Regions from separate parts of the Homo sapiens genome. Here region 2 is linked to region 1. The links are chromatin loops, found by intact Hi-C in ENCODE. Cell type or tissue: PC-9. All regions are shown on one strand. Each heading gives the region's core, and the rest is flanking DNA. Links, peaks and the distances in the headings are about the cores only.

Region 1 (6,736 bases), core at 606-5,605:
TCTACCATGACTCTCCATTCATGTGTCCCAGCTCCCTCCTGCTGGCATTAAATTAAACCACTCAGAATGAAAACCTTGAAAAATTAAATAAAAAGCTTTCAGTTTTTGGAATGTTTATATGGATAGATGTTTTTGGAAAGAAAAGGACATTTTAATATACTTGCAGATAATTAGCTCCAACAGGAAACTCAAGAGTTTCAAAGTCATGATTTTGGCAAAAAGAATTGAAACACATGGAATGGAAATCTAAATTATAATATTCTAGAGTAGTTAGATAATTGTGTAAGTGTGTTAGGAGGAGGAGAGTCACTTTCTAATTAGTAGAAAACTTCTAAGAATTCTATGGCACACTGACTAAGCATTTTTAAAGAAAAAGTCCAACTGAAATCAAGAGCATAGGCAGTTAAGATTTTTTTTAACTCTAAGGGGATTATAATCAGGCAACTCAGAGAGTTATATTCTAGAGAAAAGAAGGCAGCCCCTTTACAGTGCCTCTGACAAGGAAGCCAATCAGCTCACTGCCTTCTGTATAAGCCAGGTATCTTCGTTTGCATTCTCCAGAGGCAGAGCCTGAAGCAGGGGTTCTTGTGCATGTGACTTAATGAGAGTGTGCTCTCAGATAAAACTCGTAGGGGAGTAAGGGAAGCAGGGTAAGGCATACTAAAAAAAAAAAAAAAAGGCAAGGTAAAAATGTTTTGCATGGAACCTAGTCTCACCCATCCTAGGGTAAGCTCTGGAGTTGTCCTGCCCAGAAGCAAGGGAGTTTGGGCTCTTGTACCCTTGGTAACAGTCAGTCATTGGCCACAGGCTGCCTGGTGGAGGTAGGTAGGATGGGACGTGTAACCACCTAATGTCACTGGGTATGGCAGTGTTAGCCAAAGAGAGAGCCTCTCTGGAGAAGGGAGTAGCTGCTGGCAACCAACACCCACAGTAGCTGGGGGTGAGCACACCAGCCTAGTAAAGAGATGGTGGGGGGAGTGTTCCATAAGCATCTGTTACACTAGGTTACCTCAAAACCTTGATGTCCCGGAGGAAATCCCACTGCAAGATGGCTTGCTCTGCTGGCTTACACATGCCTCCATGTTCAGTAGTTTTTCAGTAATTTTCTAAAGAAGAAAACCTAATCCTCAAACCACTCCTTCTATATTTACCCAATGCTGGTGCCTGACTAAAAGAAAATTATTTGTTTCTCATTTGCAACTTAATGTTTTGGCCTTTATTAAAAGATGTGCATCTCATCCTCTCCAAACTTTCCATCCTTCCTGCAGAAAACTCACCCAGGCTACTGCATACTCTAGGGTTTTGGTCTCAGTGGATGGAATCTTGTTTTGAAGAAGCCAAATATGATGGATTACTGAAATCTGTTGTTCCCCCAGCTCAGCTGAGGGACTAAGTCCCTGAGAACAGAGATAAGCAGTCTTTTCAGGGTTTTGCCATTTTGATACTGAGGAGATTTAGGAGAGGCCTTTCCAGCATTTGGGGATATCTGTTAAGTATCAGAAATCACAGAACTTGGTCCTGTGGGAGACTTTGGTCACAGAAGGTCAAACTGAGAAGTTCCAGCACCCTGGTCATCTCTGATGAAATCTGAGGAAATCCACGGATTTGTCCACACGCACCCTGCCTCCCTTGAAGCCCTGCAATGGGCAGTAGGAGGGCCTGTGGGAAACACTGCCATTGCAGGTAAGAGGCTGCAACAGAGGGCCCCACCAGCTCGCCTCAGAATTACTCCTTGGATTATAAGAAAGCCTCGGGCACGCCCACAAAGTTCAAAAAAAGTGCCACCTGGGACTTCCTAGTCAGTTCAGAGCTCTTTTCAAACTAAATGACCACTCTGAACTGCTGCATTTTGAATCCACCAGCTGCAGAATCAACCAGCACTGACTTCAGAAGAGACTGAAAGGGGACGGGGTGCATCCCCTTTGCCACCGTTCCCCTGCAAGACAATTGTTCCTATTTAGCTCAGGCCTGTCAGTTAGAATTCACACCTCTATCCTCCCCACTGAGCCCCTGGACTGGGGTGAGAGCTCTGTGTTCAGAGAATCATTTTCATGGGCAGGAGCGTGAAAAGCAGGATGGTGGGTGGTGACTTTTGTTTGAAATGAATTGTGTCTGGGAGTCTTTTGAAGAGCAAAAAATAGACCTATTTATTGACCTAAAGCCATCCATGAAATGGGATATGATCTCTGGCACAAAGAATAGAATAGAAACTCCCCAATATTGTAGCTATCTAGAGATGAAAAAATTGTCTGGAGCTAAGACTTTATTTCTTCATCCGCATTCCTGATGCTGGGCTTCCTGCAGAATGCTGAACAGTATTATCTGTTTCTGGGCCTCAAATAAAGATAGAGAAAGAAAACGAGAGAGGGTGGGGTGGGGAGATCTAGCTAGCTACATTGATCTACAGATATACTTTAATAGTCCTCTTTACTTACAGACACTCTGAGACATGGTCAGACAGTTCACCTCACCTTGTTAATAGTAATTGGCATAAATGCTTCTTGAACTTTTGGCTAAGAGCAAGTGTAATGCCTGCTCTTACCAGTTTAATAATAATTGGCATCATTTTCTGAGCACTTATATAGGTGCCACATACTGTGACAACATTTATGCATATTATCTCATTAAATTCTTAAAACACTACATTTTAAAAAACCGATTAACTATAGCCACATTAAAAAAAAAAAAAAAGGAAAAGAAAACTGAGGCTCAAAACATTACTAAGCTTGCTTAAGGCCACATACCCAGGAAACTATATTAAAATTTGAACCCTGCTCGGCCTGAGCCCAATGCCTGAGTTCTTAACCACAGTGTCATTTAATTAAAGAAAAGTACACTCTAGAGAGTAACCATTCAACAGGCACTCGGGGTGGCCTTGGAAAGGAAAAGAAACACAATGAGACACTGAATGCACTTTAATATTTGAGAGAATTGGTTTCTCTTAAATGTGTCAGCCTATCATCCATGTTGTTCACAGCTTGAATCATAGGGTGGTTGTAGGTTGAGGGGAGCAGTCACCATTGACTCATCTCTGTCCTTCATCCTTTGTAGCTAGTCACCTACTAAATCCAGTGGATTCACCTTTGAAATGACTCATAACCACTCTTTCTTACTATATTTTTTCCTCCACTTTGAGCTCAGCCTTCATCTCTTCCTATTCAGATAACATCAACATTCTCCCCACTGGCTGGTCTGACTCAGCTCTCTCCTCATCCTGTCGGACTGCCCACTGCCAAACATGGTATCCTAAAATAGTGCGTCCAACATTTCACTATCCTGCTCAAACATCTGTGATTGCTCTCTAGTCTTTGTTGGCCTAAGTTCTGTTTTCTGCTTTATAGTCTGTCTTTCTCTCCCAGAACAAATGTCCATCCCCAGTCTGTACCCTTTTTCATCATCTGCCTTCCTTTTGCACCTGGCCACCCTTATCTGTATTATCCTCCCTCCCTCACATTGTTACCTAAATCATATCCAAATGTCAAGGTCAAGTCTCACTACACCCATGAAGGTTGTACTTTAAACCAAACCACTCAGTCCTTAACTTTTCTATAGATAAGAGGGGTATTCCAGTTTGGATTACTGACAAGAGGAAAGGCCCAGACAAGTATCTGAATGTAGAGATGTTATTTGGAAGTTACAGGAAGATATGATAGGGTGGTGGGGAAGAGGGACAAGATGGGAAAGGCAGCCAATAAAAGGTGCATTTTCAAGCCAGTTACCGCTGTGGACAACTGGAACTTAGTCCTGTGGGGAACAGGGGAGCCAGTATAGGATACACACTTCAATTATCTCATTCAAGGGGTGATGGGGTTGGAGTATGGATACACTGACTAATCATCAGTCATTGCTAGAGGGCTGCTCCCAGGGGGCATTCACTCCTCAGCACTTCTGTCCTACTAGCAAAACAAGCTCCAGTGGCAAAAGAAAGCCCCAGTCAAAAGAAATACTGGTGTTGGAAGTTGGCAATCAGATGGAGCAGACTGAGATGGTAGGAGCAATGGGATATATGAGTGGGACCTGGCAGCATCTGCTACAATAACCAGATAGTTTATTACCCAAACCCAGGCACTTTTGAGAGTGAAAAGAAATACTATTAATAATTATTGTGACAAAAAAATCAAGATGGTCCTAGGCAAATTAGTATGTATGGTATTGCATTTATAACAGTGAGTTTTATATCCGATTCTCCCCATCTCCACTCAGATGATATGATCCTTTAGGGTATGTTCAGTGTGGTCCAGCTACATGTGCCTTATTGAAGCCAGTACAGTGCTTAAGACAGCAGATGTTCAGAAAATACTGGATGGCTGGACATTGGATGAAGTAGCCACCAAAAATTCAAATTATGTTACTATTCAAAAAGCACAGCCTTTAAAGTCAGACAGTCCTGAGTTGAAACCCAAACCCCACTGACTTATTGTTAAACTGAGATGTAGATATGGCACATCTCTGAACTGTGTTTCCTTATCTTTAAAGTGGAGATGAAAATAATATATTCCTGTAGAGTTATCAAAGATCAGAGATGAGCTATAAGATAGTAGCTCTTAATATCCAGTAAATCAAACTATAGTAAATTAAAATATAGTCATTATTATTGCAAAAGCTATTTTTTAAAAAATGATACTATTGATGTCATCTTGCTCATTATTACCTCAGTCACATGCTGTAACTGGTACTTTGTCTCATCCCAGCATTTTGTTTTCTTCTCTGTGACTGTAGATGTTTTCACATAGCAGCAGGATTGAGCTTTCATAAATTGCACTTCCATTTGTGGAGACAAGGACCCTGGAATTGACTGGGCCATTCTCTAAGTCAGAGATGAAGAAGAATTTGGAAAAGGGAAAATATTTCCTGCAAAGAATTTGAGAGAATAAGACATGGCATGAGCGATTACCTGGACTGCCCAAAATCAGAATCTCCAGATTAAGCGTCACTGTTTCTCACCGTCTAAGAGGCTATGAATTAAGAGAAAAGCCACAGTAGAAAGATACCTGACTTTTCAAAAGGAGAATTCTGACACCTCGAAAGTAAACAAGTATTACTTAAGCTGCTGAGATGTCTTCCTAGCTTATCTCCATCACCATTACTTTTGATGTCCACTCAAAATTTTCTTTGTATTCACAGGATCACAGGAAAATAGAACAGATCTTACAGGTCCAATTACTAGTTCATATTGCAATGAAGCCTAAAAACACCATATTAACCCTGTATTGAGAGATAAGCAAGGGACAAATATGAGATGAAAATGGAGATGCATATCCTCTCACCCTCCCTTCTTACAACCTGCGTAGCCTGCTATCATACCCACTATGTCAGGGACCTTTATGATTTCTTTTAATGCATTTATTTTATCAATATAATACATACATGTCATAAAAAGTTAAGAGATAATGGTACTAAAAATTTATAATAAAATACAGCAATAATCTCTACCACTCCTTCCTATCCAGAAGCCTCATTCCCCAACCAGCAATTTCAGTGATTTTAGTCCTTTAGATATTTATTCTGAAATTTACTTCCGCATTTCTAAATAATATATGTGGAAGAAATGGCTAGTTCCACCATATCCATCGTTTCATTCTTCCATGGAAATATATACCACAATTTCAAGCTGAGCTCATGACTTCCAGAAATGCATTTTCAAGCTCCTCTTTTAATTGCATACAGTTATGCAATTCAATCCTGGACAAAGGAATGTAAATAAAGGCATTCCATATAACTTTCAAGAACCTTTCTTAAATGACACCGGAAAAACATCCTTTGACTGCTTCCTTCTTCATTCTTTCTTCATTCTTGGTGGCTGAAATACAGACATGATAGCTGGAGCCTGAGCAGCTACATTCAGCCATGCGGTTAACTTGGGAAAGGAAGCCCCTCACTCTGGAACAACAGTATAGAGGGAGATTGGGTCACTGAGGATTTGATGAACAAAGCTATCACTCCAATCCTGGACTGCCTAGTTCTATGTTGACTGAGACAGAAATAAACTTTTTCCTTAAGTCACTGTTACTTTGTGGTTTTGTTTTTCATAGCTAACCAAAGCATATATTTTATTGCTTTTTCTTGATTTATCAGTTTTAGAAATTTTCTACTAGTGGCCTAAAATAGTAGATAAATATTTAGCTTTCTAATAACAGCCACCCACCTCCCACTTACATATCCTTCATCTCAGTATACTTCCATTACATTAATGCTATGTAATTTATATTCACTGCTAAACCAAGTAGTTTGGCAGTGCATATAAGTAGTAAACTATGAATGGCTTCTTTCTTATGCAACTTCTCATTTTACCCAGAGTTAAAAATAGCCTTTTTTCTTCATTTACTTAGTTTTCTCTATCGTTACGGCTAATTCTTTCTACACTGTCCAATAGCCTCTCATTCACTTTTCTGCACAGGGCAATGTATCGGATCATCTGTTGGTTCTACTTTTTATTTTCTGAATTCTCCCTGCTGGAGACTTTGTCCTCCTGCTGTCTGGACCTGCTGCACAGCTCTCATCCCAGGTGTTTCCTTCACCCTCATCTGGGGGCTTTCGTCTGCCTCAGTCATGTATAGGATTCTTGGTTTCCTTAACATCAAGCATTCTACTTTCTTGGTGTCTCATTTATTGTGGAAAACTGCTTCCAGTAGTTTCATAACAAAGGGTGGGTACGTAAAAGGTAAATTACATTGAATGTCTCCTTGGTGGAGTATAGACACAGGGATGGCCCCAGAGTTTCTGCAGGCTTCGCCAC
Region 2 (6,736 bases), core at 613-5,612, 62 kb before region 1:
GAGCATCAGCTGAGATGGGCAAATAAAGTGCTTAGGATAAGACCTCAATAATGGAAGCTATCATCAATATTTGTAATTTATATGATATATGGTTGTAATAATAATACAACATGATAAATATAAGAAAATTGTGTACCCCAAACAAAACATGGATAGAACAAGGAAACAAAAAAGCTACCAAAGGAAGCTCTGCAAATAACTACTGCTTTTGGTATCACTACACAAATATCCAGTATTAATCCTATTTCATCTGTGTGTAGTTTTTCATAAATAATGAGATGGGTGTTTAACCCAGGATCATTCTTTGTACATGAAAGGAGCTGACTAAAATGCACATGTAGCATAAAGCACAGGTTGATATCCTTCAATCTAACTGTGATGGCAAACTGCATTTGGGAATATTTTGGATTTGTTCTCAACAAAGTCACTCCAGCAAATTCTTGGTATATGGAAGTTGCTAAAGCACCATTCAGAAGTAAGAATACAGAGTATCACTCATGTGGCTTCAAAGGGTACAGAGCTATGTGATCCTAGGGAGAGATAAATTTGGTGCTCCAAACTATCAAAGTACCCAGACCTGAATTGTTCTGGGGAAGCCTAAGTTTTATTGAAATCTTGACCCTTTGAAGGGCCCTAACATTTCTCATCTGGAAGCCAAAATTCCCAAAGTTGAGGTGTTTTAACATTAAGAAGTAGAGTACTTAGAAACACTACGTGAGAAAAACAAATTTTGTGCCCGCATTGAGTTTACTGTACATATTTTAGAGAAACTTGACTTTGATAGCGTGTTGGTTAATTTTATGTGTCAACTTGCCTGGACTAAGGGATGCCCAGATAGCTGATGCAACATTATTTCTGAGTGTGTCTATGAGAGTGTTTTCAGAAGAGATTATTAGCATTTGAATCAGTAGACAGAGTAGAGAAGATCCTCCCTCACTAACACTAATATGAGCACACATCATCTAATCTGTTTAGGGCCCAACAAGAACAAAAAGGCAGAGGTAGGGTGACTTTTCTCTCTCTCTCTCTCTGTGAGGTGGGACACTCATCTTTTCCTGCCTTCTGACATCAGAACTTCTGGTTCTTAGGCCTTGGGACTTCAGGACACCATTGGTTCTTATGGCTCTCAGGCCTTCAGACAGACTAAATTATACCACTGGCTTTCCTGGTTCTCCAGCTTGCTGAGGGTGGGATTTCTCACCACCATAATCATGTAGCCAACCCTTATAATCACTTCTCTTCTCTTCTCTTCTCTTTTCTCTCTCTCTATCTCTCTCCCTCCCTCCCTCCCTGCCTGCCTCTGTTTAGGTATGTGCATGTATGTGTGCAGTGTGTGTGTGTGTGTATACATATTCTGTTCTGGAGAACACTGACTAATACAGATAGCTAAGAAAATAACTCTATTGGAAAATTAGAAAATGTGCTACTTTGAGGAACTAAATTATCCTTGCAAAACTGTTCATTATCTTAATTAAAATAATAGACATAATTTCTATTTTTAGAAATAAGGATTCTCTAGACTTGGACAAAAAATGGAAAATTCATTTATTCATTCCATATGCACTACATATATATATATATATATATATATATATATATATATATATATATATATATAGACAGAGAGAGAGAGAGAGAGAGCCTTCTCTCTTCCAGACATTGTGCTAAGTTTTAGGAACAAATAAGAAATAATTTCTAATTCATACCCTCAACAAGCTTATGATCTGAATATGGAAATGGGCATGCATCAGAGTATGGTAAATGCTAGCCAAAACTGAGAGAGTTTTGTCTTCCAAAGATGGCTCTAATAATATTTCCAATCCCACATTCTCTTCTTGAACCTGCAATTCCCTATCAAGAGGTAGAATCTAACTCCTCTGCCCTTAAATCTGGACAGGCCAGTGACTCAATGATAGGTAAGAGAATGCAGCAGAAGTGACACTGTGACTTCCAAGGCTGAATTTTACAGGCAAGTAGCTTCTGCCTTGTCTTCTGGAGTACTCAGTCTTGAAGTCTTCAGCTGCCACATAAGCAGTTGGACTGTGCTGAGGTTGCTATGCCACAAGGAAACCCAAACTAGGCCATGCAGAGAAACCACATGGAGAAGCTCTGAGACTGCACTAAAGAGGGAGATACTTGGCCAGCTGACAGATGCTCCAATATGCCCTCTTCCCCTGCTGCTCCAGCTGCAGCCACCATTTAACTGCAGTCCATGAGGGCTCCATGCTAGCAACTCAGCTAGGGCCTTCCTGAATTCCTGACCCACAGAAGTCCCAAGATTCAAGAAGGTTGCTGTTGCACTAAGTTTTGTGGTGATTTGCTATGGAGCAATTGTAACTGGAATGAGGCCCTTAGAGGTAGAACCCTATTTGCTGTGTCCACTAGTTTTTAATCTGGTGAACAGAGTGTCCACCGCATAGTGTGTATTCCACAAACATTTGTTTAATTTTGTTGGATAAAGGTAAGAGTTCGGGACATTGGTAGCATAAAGGAAGAATGACTAATGAGACCAATGAATAGGAAATGCTTCACAGATGTGGTGACGAATCAGCTGCATCTCGATGGATGAATCAATATTTCTCAATGAAACAAAGAATGGGAATGGAATGTCAGGTAGAAGGGACAGCAAATGCAAGTCACACACGTCATGGAACAGCTTGGGAAGCATAAGCAACTTACTTGGGCTAAAACAGGGCATGTAAATGATGGGGAATGCTCCTGGAGAAGTAGGTGCCGCTGGAGCAGGAGAGGCCTTGTGGGCTATGCTGATCACAGAGCTGTTACACCCGCCCCCACTCCCAGAAAGAAGGCCTCATCAGGCCAGCCAGGCCTCCCCTCCACATCTTCTACTGTTTCGATGCCTCTATTGGGCATGCAGGCCTCTTCTCTTGATCTGTGTCACTGAAGGGTTGAGAACTCTGAAGTGACTCAGTTCTAGACATACTTTGCAGAACATAATCTACTCCTCATCTAGATAAGTGCAGGGTTTTTCTACAAATGGGACACAGATCCCTTCAAATCTTGAAACTCCAAGACTCTCTGGGGTTTCCAGGAAAACCTCCAATCTCCCAGAGACACAGACAGGGGAAGAAGATTCAGGGATACATTGGCATGTATACTCTTTGCTTTCTCCAAGATGCTCCATATTTTTTTTCTTTAAGTCCAACTATTCCTTATTTAGTCTGGCAAAGGACAGCCTGGATCTCCAGCTGGTCTTTCAAATATGCTGTTTGTGTACCTGGGCCCTAGACTTTTGAATCTGAAAACCACAAAATAACATCCTTGTTATCTGTGTTCTGCAATGACATCTTTGAGACAGTGCCTCTATCTGGATAGCAAACATCCCATTCTCCCTCTCATGCTGCTTGTCTAGCATGGAGGTGGTCTGCTCATCCAGTCCCTCAGGATCGAAGGCAGACACTAACTCCATCTCAACACATGCTTCCACAGTCACCCACAAGGGTGAAGAGAAGGTATTGAACTGTCCCCTAGCTTTTAAGACTTCTGCCCAGACACACACACACACACACACACACACACACACACACACACACCACAACTGAGGCTAAAGAGAAAAGCCTGCTGCAGAGGCTATATCCAGGAGGATAATCTGCCTTGGCCACTGTTGTCATCTGCTCTGGCTGCCATAACAAAATGCCACAACATAAATTTCTGTTAAAGAAACAGAAATTTATTTTCTCACAGTTCTGGAGGCCAGAAGTCCAAGGTCAAGATGCCTGCATGGTCAGCTTCCAGTGAGGGCTGTCTTCTTGCAGATGGCTGCCTTCTCACTGTGTGCTCACATGACCTCTTCTTGTAAACAAGGAGAAAAATAGTGCTTTCTGAAATCTCTTCTTAAAAAGGCACGAATCCTATCAAATCAGGGCCCTATCCTTATGACCTAAATTAACCTTATTATGTCCTTACAACAGATACAGCCACACCGGAGCTTAGGGCTTCAATATGTGAATGTTTGGAGCACATATGCATTCAGTCCATAACAGCTACCATTTTTGAGAAGGGTAAATATGAAGCCCATATTATGTCTATCCCTGTAAGAAGGGATTCTTCTATAATTAAATGCAAACTATGAAAATGCCTCAGGCATAAAAACACTTTATATTTTTTAGATATTATAGAATAGTTCCCTTTTCTGTGCTGATTTAGAAAATAAAATTTACCACCTGGTAAATTATTTTTTAGAAAAAAGCTTTCATCTTGGTAATTAATCAACAAAATCTGAACTAAGAAAAAAGTTTGCTTCTCCTTTGTTCTCCACCATAAGCTAGAGTTTTCTTTTCATTCAATTCAAGATATAAGATATCCCTTGATGTCACAGTGTTTTGTTATGAGTTTGTTTTCCTATCTGAAATGCAAACCCCAACTTTTGAATAGTCATGGTTTAGATTACAGTGTAACAAAAACAGACCATAGTCAGAGATTGTGATAGTTTGTAAACTGATGTAATAAAACTGAAAATGAATTTTCCGCAAGATTCTTTGTTCTTATCTTTGGCCCATTGTTCTCTCAAACAATAGTTTTTGACATGGCTATTACATTTTGATATCTCTCTCCCTAACAGAAGTTTACGACAAACCTAAATCAAACAAAAGTGCTTCTGTTTCTAAACCTACACATGCTGTGGGGTATAGTTTGTATTTTAACAAATTCTTGTCAATATATTCAACCAAGAAAAGAGAAACAGTGACAAGGAAGGAAGGAAAAGAAGAAGGGATGAAAGAAGGAAGGAAGGGAGAAGGAAATAAGAGGGGCAGGAAGGGGACCATGGCTCTAATGGTCCAAACACTGACATTATATTTCCCTGGTCTCAAGCATCTCAACTTGAACATAGGCTGTCATAGCTGGTGTTTAGCAGTGTCTGGACACTTGTACAAACTAACAGGGCTAACTCAAGAGAGGCAATTTAAGTGAAGTGTTTTGCATAAAACCTTCTACCTGATCTGAAGGTGGCAACAGCAGGTTCAATCACAAGCAGCTGGGTGAAGAGATGTGGAGATAAAGACAACAACAGTTCTTTTCCAACCTGGCCTTAGGGACTCATTGGACAAAAAGCTTTTTTCCTGTCCCTGAATTCCTGCTCATCCATAATATAATATCTTCTACTCTCCCAGAGGTATTTTTCTCTTATTTCCTTCCCACAGAGGAGAGGTGACTATTCTGGTGGTGAGACAAGGGAAAGTGTCATTGCAGCTGCATGTGCCTCTCTCTGTGTCTGTTCACCTGTCCTTTCTTCATTCAGTGAGCCCTGTGGGAAGGACCCCCCCTTGCAGAGAAAAGCCTAAATATGCCCAAGGGTTCTGTCTTTGACTGGATGTATACATTCAATTCAGAGGAGACAGTACAGAAGCCCATCTGGTCCCTTGTCTGTATCTCACACTCTGAAATCTAGCTTTTTATCAATAACACTGATACTCTTGACTTTTGTGTGAAAATACTAATAGCCAATCCTTAGATAATGTTTATTATGTGCCGGACTTGATTCCAAATGGTTTACATGTATTAATTCATTTAATCATCTAAAATCCTATGAGGTACATAGTAAGACAGGATAATAGGCTCACAGAGATGTCCACATCCTAATTCTCAGAACCAGTGAATGTATTACATAGCGTGGCAAGAGGGGAATTAAGAAATTAAGATTGCTAATCAGCTGACCTTAAGATAAGGAGATTATATCAGAATATTCATGTGTGCCCAGTGTACTCACAGAGGTCATTAAAAATGGAAAAGAAAGGCAGAAGAGTTAGTTGCAGAGTAAAGAAACATGAGAAACACTTGTGACTGATCATTGCTGGCTTTGAAGATGGAGGAAGGGACCTATGAGCCCAGGAATACAGGGGACTTCTGGAAGCCGGAAAAGGCAAGAAAACAGATTCTCCCCTAGAACATCTAGAAAGGAAACATAGCTCTGCAAACACCTTGATTTTATCCCAGTAAGGCTCACTTCAGACTTTTGATCTCCAGAATTGTAAGATAATCAATTTGTGGTATTTTTAGCCACTGAGTCTGAGGGAATTTGTTACTGCAGCAATAGGAAACTTATATTGTTATTATCTCCACTTAGTGGTTGAGAAAATTGAGGCAGGAAATGTTACATAACTTGTCCAAGGTCATACCCAGGCCAACTGCTGCCAGAGCCGAACCTCTGGATCACTGTGCGAACTACTTCTTTTGTGCTTTCCTAAATTGGATTAGAAATAGGTAGAATAGGAGGAATGCAATTAATGACTGCTTTTACAAATCTCAACAGGGGAGAGAAGATAATGACCAACATTGTTGAGTATTTCCAATGCTGCACATTTGGCATGCATTCTCTCATTTGATCCTCAGAGAAACCCCTGGTAATAGACATGTTTAATACATGTAACAGATGAGAAAACTGAGGTTTGCAGAGGTGAAGCAACTTGTTCAATTGGTGGGATTAGTAAGTGGTGATGGTAGGAGCTGCACACAGCAGTCTCACAGGCAAGTCATACCTGTTCATATATTGCTAAACTTAAACAGCTCACTTTCATAAGCCATCCATGACACACAGACATATATAGTACTGCTTCAGGGCCCTAATGACAAAATTATCACACGGACTGGGGAAAGGCTCATTTTCAGCTCTTCTATGTGGACATAGCCCTGACCTAAGCTCATGTACTTAGGGCAACACCAGTTCCCGTTGGGCAAGATGCTATGGATGTCTGGAAGACATGAGTGAAGCTGCTCT

Evidence for each region. A loop is a pair of places that touch in the nucleus more often than their neighbours do. Peaks named below come from ENCODE experiments on the same cell type or tissue, not always from the same donor. Only the 100,000 strongest peaks of a DNase experiment are listed, where the experiment ranks them.
Region 2: it touches region 1 in a loop (4-fold over the local background); 2 of 110 quality-filtered maps call a loop at or near these places.

The regions. Positions count from the first base shown.
Region 1 is chr3:31,074,199-31,080,934 of GRCh38, forward strand. No RefSeq gene overlaps it. Among named protein-coding and RNA genes, the nearest start is that of MIR466, 84 kb to the right of the region's middle. RefSeq lists a silencer at 1,316-1,516. In PC-9, for the core only: no CTCF peak of the experiment used is centred there; a DNase peak (open chromatin) is centred at 3,103; H3K27ac peaks cover 1,297 bases.
Region 2 is chr3:31,011,962-31,018,697 of GRCh38, forward strand. No RefSeq gene overlaps it. Among named protein-coding and RNA genes, the nearest start is that of GADL1, 120 kb to the left of the region's middle. In PC-9, for the core only: no CTCF peak of the experiment used is centred there; no DNase peak of the experiment used is centred there.